2 separate regions of the Homo sapiens genome follow, and region 1 is linked to region 2. Evidence: read pairs that join two places in POLR2A ChIA-PET (ENCODE). Cell type or tissue: Panc1. All regions are shown on one strand. Links, peaks and the distances in the headings refer to the core of each region. The heading gives the core; the rest is flanking DNA.

What was found. Peaks named below come from ENCODE experiments on the same cell type or tissue, not always from the same donor. Only the 100,000 strongest peaks of a DNase experiment are listed, where the experiment ranks them.
Region 1: POLR2A ChIA-PET joins it to region 2 with 11 read pairs; 3 of 35 experiments call an interaction of 5 or more read pairs at or near these places.

The regions. Positions count from the first base shown.
Region 1 is chr3:128,893,786-128,896,990 of GRCh38, forward strand. It overlaps ACAD9 (acyl-CoA dehydrogenase family member 9), which reads left to right. Exons shown (of 18, transcript NM_014049.5): 4 at 1,525-1,631; 5 at 2,651-2,751. Among named protein-coding and RNA genes, the nearest start is that of ACAD9, 16 kb to the left of the region's middle. In Panc1, for the core only: no CTCF peak of the experiment used is centred there; no DNase peak of the experiment used is centred there.
Region 2 is chr3:129,025,515-129,029,682 of GRCh38, forward strand. The region is part of intron 2 of EFCC1 (EF-hand and coiled-coil domain containing 1); the gene reads left to right. It also overlaps a transcript of CFAP92 not described here. Among named protein-coding and RNA genes, the nearest start is that of EFCC1, 26 kb to the left of the region's middle. RefSeq lists a silencer at 1,562-2,051. In Panc1, for the core only: a CTCF peak has its summit at 1,784; a DNase peak (open chromatin) is centred at 1,697; H3K4me3 peaks cover 1,379 bases; H3K27ac peaks cover 898 bases.

The DNA of each region.
Region 1 (3,205 bases), core at 1-2,500, 130 kb before region 2:
CTGAAGGACCTGTAGGGAGGAAGTGTTCTCGGGTCCTGTGCTTCTCATCCTAGCACAGAGGAATGAGGCATGTGGTCTGGCTGGCTGTAGAGTGCAAGGCACATCGAGGTGGGAGATTGGACCAGTGGGAACCTTTGAGCAGGGTCCTTTGTCCTATGGACTGTCCCTGTAATTCTTTGAGCATCCTAGTGATGTTTTTAGCCCCCAAGTGGCGGTTCTGCCTTATTAGAGTTGGCCAGTCACTACAACTTGCCTCCCTTACGCTTTTTCTCGAGTTGGTCACCTGAATTCTGCAGAGGTTAAAGGGACAGGCAAGCAGTGTGTAGAAGGCAAGGTAGACCTTCAAGGTTCAAAGGGATAGACCACACACATGTGTGCCATTTGTGTTTACCCTCAGGCCCTTTTGATATAAAATTATAAAGGCCAAGGATGCTGCTAAGCATCTGACAATCCACAGGACAGACCCCCAAAACAGAAAACAATCCATTCCAAAATGTTACAGTGCCACAGTGGAAAAGCTCTGTCCTGGAGTCCTCTGGATACTGGGCAGTGGGTCACACTATAGTTGTTGCATTTATAAAGACCTACAGCTGTGATGGAAGATTCTCACTACATGTTAATTGATTCGATGTGTGTGTAGATATCTTCATATTTAAAGTATATATCTACATATGCTTGTATGCCTAGAAAAAGTGTGGATGGAAGGATATACACAGAAATGCGCTTTCTGAGGCACAAGATTGCGAGCTTTTTTTTTTTTTTTTTTTGAGACAGGGTCTCACTCTGTCATCCAGGCTGGAGTGCAGTGGTGTGGTCATAGCTCACTGTAGCCCTGAATTCCTCGGGCTCAAACAATCCTCCCACCTAAGCCTTCCAAGTAGCTGGGACTACAGGCGTGCGCCGCCATGCCTGGTGAATTTTTTTTATTTTGTAGAGCTGGGGTCCTGCTATGTTGCCCAGGCTAGTCTTGAATTCTTGGAACCAAGCAATCCTCCCACCTCAGCCTCCCAAAGCGCCGGGATTACAGGCGTGAGCCACTGTGCCCAGCCCTCGATTTTTGTTTACTTTGTACCTTTCTGTATTGTGATTTTTTTTTTTTTTTTTTTTTTGAGACAGAGTCTCTCTCTGTTGCCCAAGCTAGAGTGCAGTGGTGCGATCTTGGCTCACTGCAATCCCTGCCTCCCAAGTTCAAGTGATTCTCATGCCTCAGCCTCCTGAGTAGCTGGGACCACAGGCACACACCACCACACCTGGCTAATTTTTGTATTTTTAGTAGAGACGGGGTTTTGCCATGTTGGCCAGGCTGGTCTCGAACTGTTGACCTCAGGTGATCTGCCTGCCTCAGCCTCCCAAAGTACTGGGATTACAGGTGTGAGCCACCATGCCCGGCCTGTATTGTGATTTTTTTTTTTAATATGGTGATCTGGCATTACTTTATAATCAGAAGAAAAAAAAAAGCCAATGAAGCCTTAATGGGAGGAATCTAGGGCTGGGCTGTGATTGACGCTGGTCCATCTCTCCTAGGTGGCCTGGGCTTCTCCAACACCATGTACTCAAGACTAGGGGAGATCATCAGCATGGATGGGTCCATCACTGTGACCCTGGCAGCGCACCAGGCTATTGGCCTCAAGGTCAGGTATCTGGGGATTCTGTGTGGTGCTCTCTGTAGGTCTTCTGGAGTCACATGGAGGCATAGAGGCCAGAGGCTTGCTCCCTCTGAATTGGGCCTGATATCTGACCTTCAGCCCTGCCCTTCAGTTCCCTCACTCTGGCCACACCTCATGGTGCTCAATCCTCACACACTGCCCACATGCGCAGTGGCCTTTGGGTCGCATGTCCCTTCCTTCTGAATCCACCTCCTGTCCCCATTGCCTCTGATCCACCCTTCAAGGCCCAGGTAGGGTGCCACTGCCTTCGCCTTGGGCTGGAAGTGGTCTCTCCTGAGCCTTCGTCCTTCAGCCTGAGCATGCCCCCACTCTTTATGCAAGCCACCTTCTCCCCACTGGGCTTGGAGCACCTTAGGGCAGGCCCAGGGTCAACCGCCCTTACTGGCAATCTCATTACTCAGATTATTTCTGCTTAATGTTGACATCAAAGAGAGCTGAATGCACACCATGCTCGGCTCCCCCACCCCAGAGAGCGCACACATTCATGCAGATGTTTAGTGAAGAGGGGGACTGTCTTTGTGGCACTGGGAGGGCAGCAGGTGGGACAGCCCTGACACTGAGCACCTTCTTTAGGATAGGCTTGGTTCCAGCACTCCTGTGTCTTCACATTGCATCATCCAGACCCTGTCAGTGGGTGGGAGTGGCCCAGTTTGTGGATGACAAGATGGAGGAGGCTTTCTTTGGAAAGGGATATCCTTTGCCCAAGACCACTAGTCTGGGAAATGAAGGAACTGATATGAAAGTTTTGGACACAGACTGCAAAGCACTGTGGGTTGCACAGGCTCACGGCACTGGCATGTGCGCCCTGACCGTCTCCTCAGCAGCTTGGCTCCCTGGGCTCTGCCTGTGGCCGCTTGCTCTGAGTTCTTGCTGTCTTCTCTTGCCCGAAGTAAATATTTGCCTCAGAAAGGAAATGTTTCACAAACACCTCATGCTCTCCTTTCTCCCCACAGCTGACATTAGTCTGTGTCTGTTTTGTTTAGGGGATCATCTTGGCTGGCACTGAGGAGCAGAAAGCCAAATACTTGCCTAAACTGGCGTCCGGGGAGCACATTGCAGCCTTCTGCCTCACGGAGCCAGCCAGGTCTGTCTCTGCACAAAACGTTATCCCTCAGCAGCTGTGATGTTGCCCAAGATTCACTGGGGCAAGGGGCTGTTGGTTTTGTTGAGTAGCTGACTTTTCCTTCTTTCCAAAATCTTGCAAAGAATCAACTCAGCAACTGTTCTTGCCATTCCTCTTATCTTGACCTTATTTCTCTGTCCCAGTGAGACTTGCAAGTGAGATACCACGCTTGACAGCACTTATTAAATAAATTTTTGTGGTTTACAACACACCTTGACATACAATATAGTAATAACGTTCCGGCTTCAAAGCACCTTTCAGAATATATAGCGTGGGTGGTACTGCTCCCACTTACACATTAGGAGCTGAGGTTCAGTGAGGCTGTGTGATCTGCTGGATGGAGCAGGGCTGCGGCAGCACTCGGGACTCTGATGATAAGTCCATCACCTGGACCATCCTCCATCCTGCTTCACTT
Region 2 (4,168 bases), core at 636-3,135:
AGCATGTGTAGTAGGCACAGTGCTTTCAAGTTTTCTGTCAAGTAGGGCAGAGTAAGGGTGGTAGCTGGGAAAGTCATATGGTCAGAGGATGTTTTGTGTATTTGCTTGTTTGAAGGTGGAGCTATTATAGCATGTGAGTGTGATGAGGGGTGGCTGATCTGCTGAATAATCCAGCAGAGAGAGGGGCAATGGGAGAAGCAGTTGAATACTGGTCACTAGACAACAGTAGCACACCCCAGGGCTCCCTGAGGAAGCACTTGTTCCATTTCTCTGTAGCCACATTTTACTTCTTGGAAAATTCCAAAGAGTGTCCTCATCTGTCCTGCTCTCCAGATGGCTCTGTTCTCTTCCCAGCTTCACTGCCTGTGACCTGGAGTTACCCACTGACAACGGCAGCTGGGCCGGGTCATTCCAGAGCCTGCCTTCCAAGCTTCCCTTGTGCCTGGCATGTGGGCCTGGAGCCTCCCGCCTGAGTGCAGACCCCACCTCTCCCGCGGTGCGGCTCCAGCAGCTTCCTCCAGCTCTTAGTGCTTTGGTTTCCTCCTCTGTAAATGGAGATAATGACCTTACCTGTTATAGGGTTTTCATGAGGAAGATGTTTGAAATATTGAGAACAGCTTTCAGAACATTCTGAAGGGTTTAGTTGGTATTGTCGTTGCTGTCCGTGCAGGAAGCTGTGCCTGGAGCAGGCTTTCTAAGACACATGCAAGTGCTAGGAGGTGGAGTGTGGGGATCCAGTCCACCCCAGGCAGCCTGTGCCAGGAAACATTTAAACAGGCCCCTGGGGGTAAAAGCTGTCCCTCCATCTCATTTTGCTTGTTGAAACCCTTAAATGATTTAGGGAATAGAAGAAGCAGCAGCATCTCATAGTGGAAAGATTTCAATATTAATGTCTAATTCAACCTCCAACTGTATTCACAATTCCAGCCGCTGAAGTCCCTTACCTGCTGACATACCTCCTCTGCCAAGAAGCTCACTGCCTTCCACAGCACATCCATCATTCTTCATCAGCAGTTCCTGCGAGAAAGTTGTTCCTCCCAGTGAGCTAAAATCGCCTCCCTTTGATTACCAACTCCCATCTTTGCTGTCTCACCCCAGTTAAACACCTCCCTATGGGGCCATATAACCAGGTACCTGCCTCTACCCTTGAGTCTTGGAGACAGTGACCTTATTCCCTTGTGTCTTTTCTTCTCCAGGCTGTAGTCTGGAGCCTGTGGAGTAGGGAGATACTGGCACCTCCCCAGTGAGATCTCAACTATTATGACCTAAGCTGTAGTCACGCGGTCTCACATTGAAGCAAGAATCCCCACCCGGGGGTTTTCACACTGGTTGCTGCTAAGCAACGTGCCCATTCTCGGCTTGCACTGGGGGACCCTGAATGCAGGATTTTATGAATCAGAGTCATGGGCTCAAAAAACACGAAATTCCAGGGTTAGCCCTGGCTTTAGGCAAAGCCTGATCCAGCAGCTCAACTGATGTTACTAAGGGTCCTGTTTCTTTTGCCGTCATCTTTGGGCTCTATCTGCAGCCCCCAAGCATCTCCGGACGGCCCCCTCAGAGGCACAACTTCCCGCTTCGTCGGTCATCATGCTCCGCGCCCTCAGGCAGTCAGCGAAACGCCGGAAACGCCTGCAGACGCCTGCAGACGCTCCTTGTGTTTCATTGGCTACCCGTGCAGCCCTGGGCCACTCACGGTGGCCAGGGTGGGGTTATGCTGATGAGCACGGGGAGGCCCCGCGGGCGGCGGCGGTGCTCGCAGCCGAGGTGCCGGCGGGGAGCTGGCCATGGGGAGGCGCTGCAGGGGGCCCCGGCGCCCGTGCCCCGTTTGGGCTGTGCGCGCTGCCGGCTGGCTCCCCTCTTGGGCTCGCGGGCCCTCCAAGTGCCAAGTCCACCTGACGGAGCCCGGGCCGGGAGCCCGCGCCCCTCACCTGCCCAGACTCTCCGCGGGGGCTCACCCCAGTCACGCGGATCAGCCGCGGGAGGCTCCCTGCCTGCCCCTCCTGGGTGCTGCAGGGCTTCCACCTGCGCAGTGAGAGGCTCAGCAAGGGGCCATGGCTCCGAATGGCACCTCCCGAGCAGGGGTCTTTGTGTTCCAATAATATTTGGTCATAGGAAGTCCACTCAGCGAGTCCATGTAAAACATGTAAAATGGGGACTCAGGGCGGGTGCGGTGGTCCACGCCTGTAATCTCAGCACTTTCTGGGGCCGAGGCGGGCGGATCACCTCAGGTCAAGAGTTCGAGACCAGCCTGGGCAACATGGAAACCTCGACTCTACTAAAAATACAAAAGTTAGCCGGGCATGGTGGCGGGCGCCTGTAGTCCCAGCTACTTGGGAGGCTGAGACATGACAATCGCTTGAACCCAGGAGGTGGAAGTTGCAGTGAGCTGAGATCGCGCCACTGCACTCCACCCTGAGTGACAGAGCAGGACTCAATCTCAGTAAATAAATAATAAAATAAAAATAAAATGGGGACTCTTTGGAGATTGAAAAATAAAGCTACAATGTATGAAAATGAGTTGTCATACTATTTAATAAGACCAGGTAATATTTTCAGCCATTTCATTCTTTTTTTTTTTTTTCTTTTTTGAGATGGAGCCTCACCTTTTCACCCAGGCTGCAGTACAGTGGTGCGATCTAGGTTACGGCAACCGCCACCTCCTGGGTTCAAGCTATTCTCCCGCCACAGCCTCCTGAGTAGCTGGGATTACAGGTGCCCGCCACCACACCCAGCTAATTTTTGTATTTTTAGTAGAGATGTGGTGTCACCATGTTGGCCAGGCTGGTCTCTAACTCCTGACCTCAAGTGATCCATCTGCCTCGGCCTCCCAAAGTGCTGGGATTACAGGTGTGAACCACCGTGCCCAGTCTAGCCATTTCATTCTTAAAAAAAATAATCTCCATGACTGGAGTACAGTGCTCTCATTCTTAGACCAAACACAGAATGACTTAGGACTTTTATTCCTTTTGGAGTGATTTTTCCAACAAAACTGTGAGAACACAGTGGTGCACGCTTACCTTTATGGGTTTTGTTTTTTTGTTTTTGGAAGTTTTCTTTTTGCAGCTTTACCATGAGGAGGGTCCCTTTTGCAAAAATATCTCAGGCCTTTGTTGGCTTTTCTTTTTTCTTTTTTTTTTCTTTTCTTTTGAGACAGAGTCTTGATCTGTCGTGAGGCTGGAGTGCAATGGCATGATCTCAGCTCACTGCAACCTCCGCCTCCCAGGTTCAAGCGATTCTCCTGCCTTGGCCTCCCGAGTAGCTGGGATTACAGGCACGTGCCACCACACCCAGCTAATGTTTCTATTTTTAGTAGAGATGGGGTTTCACCATGTTGGCCAGGCTGGTCTCAATCTCTTGACCTCGTGATCCACCCGCCTTGGCCTCCCAAAGTGCTAGGATTACAGGCGTGAGCCACTGTGCCCAGCCTCATTGGCTTTTTTAAAGGTTTTCTTCGTGCAGCAGAGCACTCTCCTGATGCTCCTGGCTGGTGCTCATCCTGCTGGTTTTCACTTCCTCGGTTGTATTCCAGTCCAGCCCTGCCACAGCCCCGCATCAGTGGCTCTGCCTGCGATTCGAGTTCTCCCGTGTCCCCCTGACCAACACCACTCGGCCTCCCCTTTTCCAAGATGTGGTTTTGCTTCATATTGGGTTCTATCGGGTTGTTACGACGAGATGGATGAGGGACAGATGCTAGTATAAAGTGGCCAGTTTAATAAGTGGCCCATTTATTAGTGAATATTTGCATGTTATGATAGATTTTTCTTTCTCCCCTATCTTGTAACTGCAGGGAAATGGAAAATGAATATTCAAAAGGTCAGGCCCTTAAAATATCAAGAAAAGTGATTGGTGGGGTGTAATGTAGGTTCCCCAAAGCCCAGAGAAGGGAGATGTTTCAATTAAAGGCTTTCGGGGGCAAGGAACAGAAATGCAATTTAAACTAGTTGGGTGTGGTGACTCACATCTGAAATCCCAGTGCTTTTGGAGGCCAAGGCGCTGGAGGATCTCTTAAGACCAGGAGTTTGAGAACAGCCTGGGCAACACAGTGAGATTCTGTTGTTTTTTGTTTTTTGGTTTTTTTTTTGAGATGGAGTCTGGCTCTGTTGCCCAGGCTGGAGTGCAGTGGTAGATCTCGGCTCACTGCAGCCTCCACCTCCTGGGCTCCCAGGTT